Linked DNA regions of Homo sapiens: region 1 is linked to region 2. A link is a contact called in ENCODE Hi-C or POLR2A ChIA-PET data. All regions are on one chromosome and are shown on one strand. The core of a region is the stretch at or near the end of the contact, and the rest is flanking DNA. Distances in the headings are between cores, read along the strand shown. Region 1 overlaps ZFAND3 (zinc finger AN1-type containing 3). Region 2 overlaps ZFAND3 (zinc finger AN1-type containing 3).

Region 1 (6,640 bases), core at 3,144-5,643, 230 kb after region 2:
TAAGCGCAGTTACTTTCAAACCAAGAAAGCTAAATAGGCAAAATCCTTCTTCTTAAGATTTTCCTTCCTTATTTAATCACATTATGATTCTTGATCAGACTTTCCTTTGACTAGATCTGATGTGATATCTTTCTCATTCTATTAAACATTGGCAGAGAAAGCAGGGGTCTGGTGAGTACCAAGAGTTGTGAACGTGGAATGGGGGAGCGGCAGCTCTGTGTGGGTATATCTACTACACTAGATTATGTTCTCAAGTAAAAGCATACTGGAAAAAAAGAATCTGCTTTGTTGGCCCTTTATGAAGGACCTTAATTAGAAGTCACTGTTAACTCCTGGGGTGGGAATGGTTTCCAGCTTGGCACGGGAGTTCCTCCTGCTACTAATGAGCATGCTCCTTGCAAGGACTCGCTGCTTCTGACAGTTAAAGCTGCATTGTAAGAGTTATTTCTTGTCACCTCTCTCTCCACATTTAACTGTTACTGCCCAAGTTCAGAGTATGTAAGTAGACTGTTAGGTGTTTTCAGGAAATTGGCAATGCTTCACGGTAACAGGGAATGATATTTGTGAGTAAAAGTAAATCATTACAGGTTAATTTATTCAAATATGGGTAGTAGATGGTTGCTTTAATGTCAACCATGTTTGGATTTTTTTTTCCTGGTAGTCTTTTTCTAATTGACATAAAACTTACAAATGAATAGTTGAATTATTTAATTCATTATCATGTCGTTAGAACCCCTGCCCTGGACATCTGTTTCTCTTATTTAAGCAACTCGCCCTGTGGCACAAAGGTTTCATTAACTAATTAGCAGAGGAAATGTAAATTTCTTATGCAAGTGAGGATGATTCTATAGATTACTATTTATTTCATTAGCTTCTCATTAAAACACTAAGTTGACTTGTGAGAAAATGCCGGAGAATGGTTTGCTTCTCGAAGAAATTACACATACACAGTCACCTTCTTGGGCAATAGCTTGTGGAGGATAGTGAGCAGTTTTGGAAGCTTATTTACCCTCGCTCTTGGTGGCAGGGAGCATTAGAGAGCATCTAACAGATCTTCATCTAGGGAAGGGTAAGTGGGCATATTCCAGAGCTTCAAAGGTGTGGATCTCTTGCTATCTGGAATAGTTCTTTGATTCTAAAACATAACACATTCTGTTAGACATTTCTTCTGCCTTGCTTTAGAATCATCTAGCATTGCTTCCTGGGGCCCAGACTTCCTGTACATGGATGCCTTTGGTCATAGACTTGTACGGATGCTGGGACATTGATTGTCAGAGGATCGAGTAGGGCTTAATGGTGTTCTTTTAGGATGATCAGTATATCATACCAGAAGCTGTGGCAGCATCAGAAACCTCCTTTAGGATTCATTGTTCAAGAATATTCCATGCCTACTGCCTACCAGAACAAATAACTCAGTGGTCTTTATATTAATGTGGAATAGATCAAGGAAAATCTCAGCATGGGATCATGTAGACATTCCTTAGTGTTGCTATTGAATGCCCATTGGTCAGGTAAGATGGGGAATTAAGAGAAAAAGAGGTCAAGACTGCACAGGCCTCCTAACTTTGCAGGGCAGGGGTTGGGGGGTCCCATCAAAGTGGGTTGTTTGGTGATGACTAATGATTGTGATTATGTAAATATGAATTCTATTTCTCAGCCATAGGACTCATACATTTAAAAAATTTTTCTTCACATATCTAACTCCCTTACTTATTTGGACATAGTTACCTTATGGATAATATTGCCACACTGAAATTCTTTTTGTCTTTATTTTTTCCCCCGGCTTCATTGACACAGTGAAATTAAATTGTCTTCTCCTTGCAGGAAAGGTTTGTTTTAGAAATGGGTGCTTTGCAGATGAACAGCATGTTTGACGGTTTGGGATAGATTCATGTAGAAAGAGCTCTAAATGTGAACTCTGCATTTTCAGACACAGAGGTGTGAAAGAAAGGGGCTCAGGGTCTGAGCAGTTCTGTGTTAGAGTAGAGGTGTGCTGGCATTGTGCCAAGGCCCTCCAGATTTTAATCATAGTAATAATGAAAAGGCCTCAGCTGCCTCCCCATCTTGTGCTGACACCTGCCTCCCAGTGGGAGTAATTTCCTATAAGGATGCTTTGAATTTAGGACTTTGTCTCAGAAAAAAACATTTTTTGTTACAGTTTTTACCCTAGAATTTTCTTGTTACAAAAAAAAAATTCTAAATAGGGTTATTGATACAAATAGAGCCATTGCTGGTTTGTGTAAAAGGACCCCGCCCGCAGAGAGCAGTGTGGCTCATACAAGGTGAATTTCTTTCAGCTGACTGCTTTGTAATGATTTATATTTAAATTGTTGCTTGTTGCTCTTGTAGAAGAAGGGAGAGCGCCTGCCCTATCTGTAGCCACCTTACTCACCACACTGACTGGGCCTGGACAGCTTTGCTCAGCAGAGCTGGGAAATAGGCTGAACTTGCCTTCAATTGTTTTCATCAGAGTCCTTATTTAGTTGGTTTGTATTGGGGCAAAATGTCATGTAGGACTGGAAGAATTAAATGAGATGAAAAATGAAGTCTGTAGTTGCTAAGAATGGTGCAGGGCCTCCATATGCCAGTACAGCACAGCAGGGCTGGGGGACTATGAGCAAACTACCAGCATCACCATCGGGGTCCACTGGACAATCTTGGGTGAAGTGCAGCATCTTCCTCACACACAGGGAGGCTAGGAAAGGGCATACAGACAGCCTTCACTAAAATACATCCTATAGGCTGTGGCTTCTCACTAGAGCCACTTTAAGTAGAACATTAGGACTGCCTAGGAGACAAATTCATTCATTCAAAAAATATTTATTGAGCCATAGGCATGGAGGGAACATCAGTAAACAAAGCAGGTGAAATTTCCTGCCCTCTTGGAGTTTGCTTTCTTTTAGGGCATAATGTTAAAGATAAGTGCTGTGGAGGAATAAAAGGGAAACAGACGAGGGGAAGTGCTAAGAATAGGGATTCAGTGATCTAGAAGTGATGATCAGGGAAGAAGCCTTCAATGAAAATGTGACTTTGCAAAATAAAATTTAAAAGAAAATGTGACGTTGGAGCAAAGATATCAAAGGGAATGATGCAGGGCCTCCATATGCCAGTACAGTGCAGCAGGGCTGGGGGACTGTGAGCAAACTACCATCATCACCATCAGGGGCCTGGGTGATAAAAGAGATAAGATCCCATGTAGATCTGGGTGAAGAGTGTTTCAGACAGAGGGAATAGAAGGTACAAAGTACCACAGGTAGGAGACAATAAGGAGGCTAGTGTAGAGATAAGCAAAGGAAGGAAAGCAGCAGGAGCTGAGCGTGGGGCAAGTCATGCAGGGTATTTGAGAGTCTAAGTATCTGGACTTTCACTCTGACAAGGGGAGCTATTAGAGGGTTTTGAGCAGGGAAGTAACATGATCTAACTTGATTTTTAACAGAGTCACTTGTCTGCTATGTGGAGAATAGACTGTAGAAACAAGGGGATGAGCAGAGAGACCAGTGAAGAGGCTCTTGTAGTAGGCTTGATGAGTTGGTAATGGCTTAGACCAAGGTGGGGGTGACAGAGGGGTAAGAGGTGTGGCATCTGGATTATTTTGAGGAAGACTGTTTAGGAGACTCCCTTCTGGAAGTAATTTAGCACAAACAATTTGGAACTTGGTAAGAGGTACATCGTGGGTATGCAAGCAGCTGTTTCAGGAATACAGAGCCCCAAAGAGCTGCCCAGTTTATTGAAGGCAAGAGTCGTTTACAGCCTTGCCTGTGATAAGAGCTTTGTTGCGTCTTAATTACTTTTTTGAAGTTGTGCAAGACACAGTTTTCACAGAGTACACCCCCCTCCACCTACCATTTTGGCTCCACCTCAAGGTGGGGTGCCTGGTGCTGCTGCTGCTGCACCACCCCATGGTGGAGTTCATAGGGCAGCTTGCATGTGTACCAGCAGAGGTGCCCCTTCATTCTGAATCAAATTGAACTAATTGTCAGTATTAGAACCTGACTTCTGTGTCTTTAAGAGTAGAAACGTGAGTAATTTTACTATAAAAGATTACAGATCACTCATCAAACGCTGGCTTTGGGAATGGAATTGTGAAAGCATAGTGATACAGAGATACATTAGACATAGTCCCATCTCTAAAGAATTACGGTCTACTTGAGGACAAGCAAATGCCCAAGAAAAGATATCTAACCAATACAGGCAGTAAGCATCTAGGTCCCAGCAAGGGAATACAAAGACAGGACCCCATTTCTAGCTGGAATGGTCTCCTCATAGAATCTCAGCTCTTTTTAAAAACAACAACATAGAACTGGTTTTTGTTGAGCCACCCACACCCTCCTCTCCAGCTCAGGCCTAGCTTGTTAGAAGTCAGCACTAAAGGTACACGTTTGTCATAGTTTGTGCAGTATAAACCAAGCAAGTCAGAACTGGCTCTCACCTGTCTGATTCCTGGACAAGGGCAGTAGCCTGGTCAGGAGAATGCCTGGAAATACATTAATCAACTGTGCTTGCCAGGCCAGGCACTAATCCTGATCCCCAAATATGTTGTTTTGGTCAGATTCACAGTCTGAGAATGAGGCTTCACCAGTAAAACGGCCACGACTACTTGAGAATACGGAACGGTCCGAGGAAACCAGTCGATCTAAACAGAAGAGTCGACGTCGGTGCTTCCAGTGCCAAACCAAACTGGAGCTGGTGCAGCAGGAATTGGGATCGTGTCGCTGCGGTAAGCATCTCCCCCAGTGGCGTGATGGAGACTATATCCTTAACACCTTGGCCCAGCTTTGGAAATTTAAGTGGCTGAAGTCTTTCGTTCTTCTTCTGAGTACTGTAAGTTTGCTACAGTAGTGCATGCGATATAGGTTTGGGGCTTGAGAAATCAGGAGCATAGTATGTTTGCCTCTAAACACCCTTTATTCTCACACATGCAAAAAAGACAAAAACATCCCCATGTTCTTAATGCATATCTCCTTAGAGCTACATCTCACTGCTTAGTGCTTTCAACTTCCCCCCACCACTTACTACTCTGGTTTCTTCTCACGACTTCAGAAGTTTACCAAACAAGCAAAATTCTGGAGTATGTACCATAAAATTCAGATATTAAGTTAATTTTGAATGAGCTTCTTACTATTTATGATAAATGGAAGATTTTTTTTTCTCCATATCCCTGTTAAATTAAGCTTTGATTAGAAAATTACCTTTGAACCTTAGTTCATCTAGTCAGTTAATACCTTGAAATAGCCTTTTTTTTTTTTTTTTTTTTTTCCTGGGCTGAATCCATCCTCCTGCCTCTGCCTCACAAAGTGCTGGGATTACAGGCATGAGCCACCATATACCCAGTCTGAAATAGCTTTACAGTCACCTTTCCTTCTGTATTCTGTAGTGTAATACCTTTTAGAATTGCTGCACAGGGATGCCTACCCACAGTGGAATGAAACTTAAGTCAACCCTTTCTCTCTTCTTGACCACATGTATCATGACACATAGGAACGAAATTGTGTAGCAGCATTATTTTAGGCTGATTTACAGTTTCCTGTACTTGTTTTTATTTCCTGGTTTTAAAACCTAATATTATAAAATTGTTTGAGGACCAGTTCAGCTGTCATCAGGTTGACTTTGAGACCTGTCTGTAGCCTCTGAGAATCCTATTTCTTTCTTTCTGAGAAGTCAGCTTTAGAAGCCCCCTTTCACTTCTGGGACAGCCGAAGATATCCTACAAGTACTATTGCTGACAGTCAGGACTAAATAGTTCACTCAGCAGTTATAAAGTAATGGTCACTGGAAGTTTACTATCTTCTGAAGCGGCAGCCTTTGCTGCTACGGTTCCTCAATTATCTGCCCTATTGGAAATGGGAAGGAAGAGAGAGGTTATTAGCTTTTCATAGAAACTACGTTGGAACTCCTATTCCTGTTTTGACCAGATACCTGTTTGTTACACATTCTGGTGTATGCGGTACTCCACGAGATTAGAAGTGCATATTCAACTGCAGAAACCGGAACCAGCATGGGGAGTCTAAATGTTACCAGATAAGGTTTTTAGGGCATTTTGGTTATAGTGCTAAGCATTTTTGGGAAACCGTAAAGAGGGTTAGGATAGGTGGTGGGAATAGAGGCTGACAGCAGTTTTCAGATGTCCGTGTGTTCATGCACGCAGTATGGCCCAGGTAAGTTCAAAACCTTATTCTTAGGCTATTTCGATCAACCCTGCCAGGCAATTTTAAATTCTTGGTGATGTAGGGCAGGGACACTGTGGATGGCTGAGGAAACTCTGGGCTCTGCTGGCTAACCAGCTTCGCTCCACTCTGCAGAGGCTGTCTCATCTTTTGTGATCTGCAAATTCTTGCTTTGGTCTTCATGTGAACTCTCAGGGAATTTGAGCAGTTCAGTCTGTTACCAGTGTTGTGAGCCTACCTGGTCATTTTAGCTGTTGCTTTTGTAACGTAGGCTTTTGGTTGTTCCTCAGTTAGAATTGTGGGACTTTCCTGAACCTTCTGTTCTTGTTTCTTCCTTGAAAGTAACTGAATCCTGGGTATTACACAGGATTTGCCATAGCGGATCAAGCAATTGGTCTATCAAGTATGCTGTCTTGTCCCCGGCAGTGGCTAATGCTTCTTCTTCTTGTCAGGCAAACAGGAGATTTCACAATTTA
Region 2 (6,076 bases), core at 439-2,938:
CTGATGGGAAGAATCTTATCTAGGCTAAGGCTGATAAAAGTATGAAATTGTATTTAAGTTTTGCTTCTATTTAGATTGGGGAACTTTGGTTTGGTGCTAGATGCAACTGTCGTAAATATACCATGTATGCATCTTCTCTGTTAAATGATTATTTTATGTAGTGTTAGGCATTTAGCCAACAAGAGTTAATCTAATTAAGCTGTGAAGATGTTTGTTAACTACCATATATGTAATTTCTGGCCAAGTTCTCTTAGCCATTGATTGTAGAAGGAGGAATATGGTTTATTCTTTGAGATATTAATGTATAGCCTTTTGGAAAACAAGTGGCCTTGGCAAACACATTTACAAAGTCATGCTATCTCAAGTGCAGTTGGGCTTTTCATTGTGTTGAGATTTTTGACTTGTATGTTCTCATCTATCCGTCATTCTTGACTATACTAAGAAGGCATTCATAGACTCTTCTTCCTGAGCATTTTCCTAATTTACTAAGTAGAAAAAACAAAACAAAACTGTAAGGTGGAACTGGAAGTTAAGGATTTTTTTTCTTAATTGTGTTACATCTTTCTGGTAAGTACCTACGTCTACAGCTATAAATTTTTTTATGTGTATGTTTCAGCTTCCATATATTAGAGTATGGTTAAAATTTTTGCAGGTTTGATTAGAAAAATAAATTTTAATGTATGAGTAAAAAGTTTCTCATTGTGCATCGTTTGAATGTCATTAAAACCAGACTTGCAAGTTTGAATGTCACATAGCTCAGTCTCTGATACTGTAATAGATCAGCTTGACTTAGCTCTGAAGTAGTTTAATGAAGTCAGATAATTTTCTAAAGAGAATTAACATCTGAAATGTAGTTGCATAATTATGGCATTATCAATAGGAATACATAATGGTTCAATCATTTATGCTTTATTCTTTTAGAGCTTAATTTTTTCACTTAATTTGGATTGTATGTGCAATCCAAATTATGTGAAATTATATATGCATTGGCTTGTATATCCCTTTTCTTTTTTTCCACGGTGCTCTGGAATCCTTGGAAATATGATTAGACAGGAGACCGAAATCCCATTTTCCAGATCACATTAGTTTATATTTTTGTTTAATTTCCCTGGATATGTTTTACTATTTGCGGAAAGGTTACCCTTAAAATGGGTGAGGATATAAGAAGACTTGTATAGATCTCTTTCTCTTTGATGTTGCTGAGACCTTGGACTTTTTGGCTGCAAGAGACTTAATACCCAACTGAAAGTGGCCTAAAAAATGCTATTTCTACTATATGGTAATTGACCTTTTTAAACAAAATTCAATTAAGTGCAAACTTATATTTTGTAAATACAATAAAAATGCTGCAGCAGTATAAAATTACTATGAAGTTTCTAAATGTTTGCTCTCTGTTCCTGTATTTATCCCACTGTGGATTGGAAGCAAACCTTTTTTGCAGACTAGCAGTAGCACATGGACCATCTTTTGAGTAACACAAGCATAAACTACACAATTATTATTTCACTTAACAAGAAGTCTGGATTTGGTGGTTCCAGGTTGGGTTCAGCAGCTCTGCAATTTGCTTGTCTTTCTCCATTACGTAGTTAAAAAATGACTACAGCACCTCTGAGCATGCCCTCCTCAAATGAGGACATCCAAAGCTAGAGGAAGACGGAGGAAAAAAAGGAAGCTTTCCTTCGTCTCTATTTTCTATATTAATGGGGAATAAAACTTTCCCCAGTGATTCATCTGCCACTTTGCCAACTTCCGACTCCCAGAAAACTTCCCTTTACATGTTATTTGCCAGATCTGGGTCACATAGCCACATCATCAATTGTGTGCCAAAAGGAATAATGGATTGCTATACTGGCTTAGACCAATTTTGATTTCTCCCCTGGCACTGTGTCTAGGGCCACCAGAAGTAAATGGGGATTTTATTAGTGAGAAGGATGGAGTAATAGCTAGGTATGTTACCAAGTATTAACTGCCACACTGACAAGAGAGGTCAGAGTGTCTTAGACATTGAATTTAATAACTTGTTTCTTTGTGTTATAGTTAAGAAAGGCATACAAAGTTGATAAGAAAATGGTAAATGCATTAGCCTGTGAGACCCAGTGTGCTTGATACTGAACTATGACTCCTCTTGGTGAGTCCTGGAATGTGCCATGGGGCATTGCTGTACTTGGCTGCTAGCTGGAATATCTGATTTGAACCATAGTTTAATAACTGGCCAGGTAGTTTGAAACAATAGAACATTATTATTGTTATTGATAGAATCTTTATTGTGTAATGTATATTATTAGGACTTTCAAATGTGTTTCATTTTTAGAAGCTACATAATACATATTTTAAGCAGCGATTTATTTCTGATTATTTTTGCAGTATGTTAGAAAAGTAAAATAATTTGACATGTTAAGACGTGTTCCATCCATCTTCAGGGTACTTCTCATGACATTTCATTTGAGCAACTAGGCTTTGTATTTTGTTACTGCTTGCATTTAGCACTCAATTCTTACTTTTAGATAATAAGAAAAAACAGGTATTTTAAAAAAGGACATGTAGCTGCTAATAATAGCATGAGTCCTATGGTTCCTTCTCTGTTCATATCCTAGCTGACAACACATACAAGCATTGCTTTGCTGGAATATTCTGAAATTAACAATTTTGAATAAGTTTATACATGTATGTTTATAAATCCTTTCCCAGTTAACATTTTTTAATTTTGTGTTTTTAAGTAAATAGCACTTCAGTTTGAGTCCCTATAGGTTGACTATTATCAAATTTGAGATGCTTACATGAGTGATCCCCGATTGCTGATATTTGGACATTTGGGTCTCAATAGAGAGATTGCAGGTTGAATGGAAAGACCATGAACCTGAGAGCCAGAAGCCCTCAGCTCTCTTGTTCTGACACTGTTACTATCTGAATGGCTGCGAAGAAGCCCTTTATTTCTTTGAGATGTGGTTGCCTTTTCTGTAACATGTGATCTGTATTGTTCTACCTCATTGGGTTGTGTAGATAGAGTTAATACTCTAAACAATTTCACAAATATATAGTGGATATTATTATTAATAGTAAGTTTTATGGAGTAAACATATTAAAAGGTACTCAAAGTGTCGGAAGTATGGCCAGACTAACACTATCACATTAGTTATAATTGTTGCTAATTCACAAAACCAGATTGCTTTATCAGTTTATTTCAAGATAAGCACACAGTTCTGGTATTGTAGAGTTCTTGATAATCTGAGATTTGAATATCAACATATAGAACAGCAGTAGTTATTCTAAATTCAATTTTTATTTTGAAACAATTTAAACTATCTTGACAATTCATCCTAGTTTTCAGTATGTTAAAAGTGACTCTAGCCAAATGGCAGAGCAGGCAGCTCCAAACACACTAATCTCTTTACAGAAACATCGGAAGATGAGCAGAAACTGTCAGAAACAACTTTATCGAAACTCTCAAAATAGTCAAAGCGTTATAGTAACTAAATGTTTTCATCACCACACACACACAACAACCCTGTATGTTTTAGCTATCACTTCTCTATCCCCCAAACCCGGAGTCCTCATATCCACTTGCTGTCTAAAATTTCCTTCTTTGGGACATTTCATATAAATGGAATCATACAATACGTGGTCTTTTGTGACTGGCTTCTTTAACTTAGTATAATGTTTTCTAAGTTCATCTGTGTTGTAGCCTGCATCATATCAGTGCTGCTCTCCCTTTGATGACTGAGCATAATTCCATTATATGGTTGTTACCATTTTTTGTTTAGTCATTCATTAGTTGATGGGCATTTTGGTTGTTTCAACGTAGAGCACCAAAATACATGAAGCAAAACTGACAGAAATGGATAATTTGACAAATAGTTGGAGATTTCAGTCCCCCCCCCCGCCTTTAAAATACAAAAATTAGCCGGGTGTGGCAGTGCATGCCATGCCTGTAATCCTAGCTACTTGGGAGGCTGAGGCAGGAGAATCACTTGAACCTGGGAGATGGAGGTTGCAGTGAGCCGAGATCACACCACTGCTGCACTCCAGCCTGGGCTAAATAAATAAATAATAAATAAATAAATAAATCATAGAACAACTAGACAGAAGATAAACAAGGAAATAGAAGACTTGCATAACACTGTTTAAGCAGCTAGAGCTAATACATTTATAGCACATTTCACTTAACAACAAAGTATACATTATTCTTTTTTGTTGTTGTTGAGACTGAGTCTCGCTCTGTCGCTTAGGCTGGAGTGCAGTGGTGGATCTCGGCTCACTGCAACCTCTGGCCTCCCAGATTCAAGCGATTCTCCTATCTCAGCCTCCCGAGTAGTTGGGATTACAGGTGCATGCTGCCATACCCTGCTAATTTTTTGTATTTTAGTAGAGATGGGGTTTCACTGTGTTGCCCAGGTTAGTCTCGAACCCCTGAACTCAGGCAATCCACTCGCCTCGCCCTCCCAAAGTGCTGAGATTACAGGCGTGAGCCATAGTGCCCGGCCAAAGTATACATTATTCTTAAGGGCACATGGGACAGTCTCCAGTATAGACAACGTAGTAGGCCATAACATAAACCTCAATAAATTTAAAAGGATGGAAATAATACAAATCATTTTCTCTGACCATATGGGATGAAATTAGAAATCAATAGCAGAAAGAAATTTGGAAACTCTAATACGTGGAAATTACAGCATACTCTTAAACAATTAGCTGGTCAAAGAAATCAGAAAATACTTTCAGATGAATTCAAATGAAGACATAGCATGTGAAAATGTATAGGATGAGCAGGGTGTGGTAGCACGTGCCTGTAGTCCCAGCTACTTGGGAAACTGAGGTGGAAGGATCCCTTGAGCCCAGGAATTTGAGGCCAGCCTGGGGAAGCAACATAGTGAGATGCTCTTAAACATTTTTTAAAAAATGTATTGGATGGAGCTTAAGTAGTGCTTACAGAGAAATTTACAGCTGTCAATGCCTATGTTAAGAGGGAAGAAAGATCTCAAATCAATACCCTGTCCTTCTACCTTCACTAGAAAAAGAAGAGCAAGTGAAATCTGAAGCAAACAGAAAGAAGAACAAAAATAAAGATTAGAGCAGAAATTAATAGAGAATAGAAAAATAACAGTAAATCAATGAAATCAAAAGCTGGTTCTTAGGAAAGAGCAACAAAATTGACAAACATTTATATAGATTGAACAAGATACAAAGCGAGACTCAATTAGCAGAATTAAAAATGAAAGAGGAGACACTACTGTTGACCTTACAGAAATACAAAGGATTATAAAAGAATACTGTGAACAAATTGTACACCAGCAGATTATATAACTTAGAGGAAATGCATCAGTTCTTAGACTCTGAACTTCTGAAACAGACTCAGAAAGTAGAAGAAAATTAGAATAGGCCTGTAACAAGTGCAGAGATTGATTCAGTAATTAAAAAGCTACCTCTTAAGAAAAACTTAGCTCTAGATGGAATTCTGAGGGATTCTACCAAACATTTAAAGAATTAATACCAGTTCTACACACACACACACGCATGCACACACACACGTTTAGGAGGAAGCACTTCCCAACTCATGAGGCCATTAATACCCAAATACCAAGACCAAAAGTAAAGTATCATAATCACATTCCAATATCTCTTATGAATATGTATGCCAAAATCCTTAACAAAATGCTAGTAAACCAAATCAGAGATGCATAAAAAGAATTGTATCCCATGACTAAGTGAGATAATCTCAGGAGTATAAGGTTGGTTTAACATCTGAAAATCAATTAATGTAATACATCAACAGAATGAAAAACAAATTATATCATCATCTCAATAGAGGCAGAAAAAGCATTTTATGAAACAACACTTTTGATAAAAACATTCAACAAACTATGAATCGAGTGGAACTTCCTCAATCTGATAAAAGGCTTCTAGCTATTACTTTTTAACTGTGTTATTTTAGTGGTTACTTTTATCTTTAACGTATGACAGTCTGCCTTCAAGTGATACTATACAATTTCAGGATCTTCTGTTTTTGTTTGTTTGTTTGTTTTTTTGAAGGTGGAGTCTTGCTCTGTTGCCCAGGCTGGAGTGCAGTGGCACAATCTCG

What was found. Hi-C counts contacts between places; a loop is a spot of excess contacts on that map. ChIA-PET counts read pairs that join two places held with the same protein, here RNA polymerase II (POLR2A).
Region 1: a loop to region 2 is called in a map with no recorded cell type, with 2.0 times the contacts of the local background. The contact joins two enhancer-like sites. A Hi-C loop is called at or near these places in 1 of 37 single-sample maps with no recorded cell type. POLR2A ChIA-PET finds 5 or more read pairs at or near these places in 1 of 52 experiments (OCI-LY7).

What each region holds. Positions count from the first base shown.
Region 1 is chr6:38,112,023-38,118,662 of GRCh38, forward strand. ZFAND3 (zinc finger AN1-type containing 3) reads left to right here. Exons shown (of 6, transcript NM_021943.3): 5 at 4,550-4,717. Among named protein-coding and RNA genes, the nearest start is that of ZFAND3, 300 kb to the left of the region's middle. Within about 2 kb of position 4,394, at least 2 of the 41 ENCODE cell types and tissues checked have a DNase peak (open chromatin) inside an H3K27ac peak, as active enhancers do.
Region 2 is chr6:37,887,548-37,893,623 of GRCh38, forward strand. The region is part of intron 1 of ZFAND3 (zinc finger AN1-type containing 3); the gene reads left to right. Among named protein-coding and RNA genes, the nearest start is that of ZFAND3, 71 kb to the left of the region's middle. Within about 2 kb of position 1,689, at least 3 of the 41 ENCODE cell types and tissues checked have a DNase peak (open chromatin) inside an H3K27ac peak, as active enhancers do.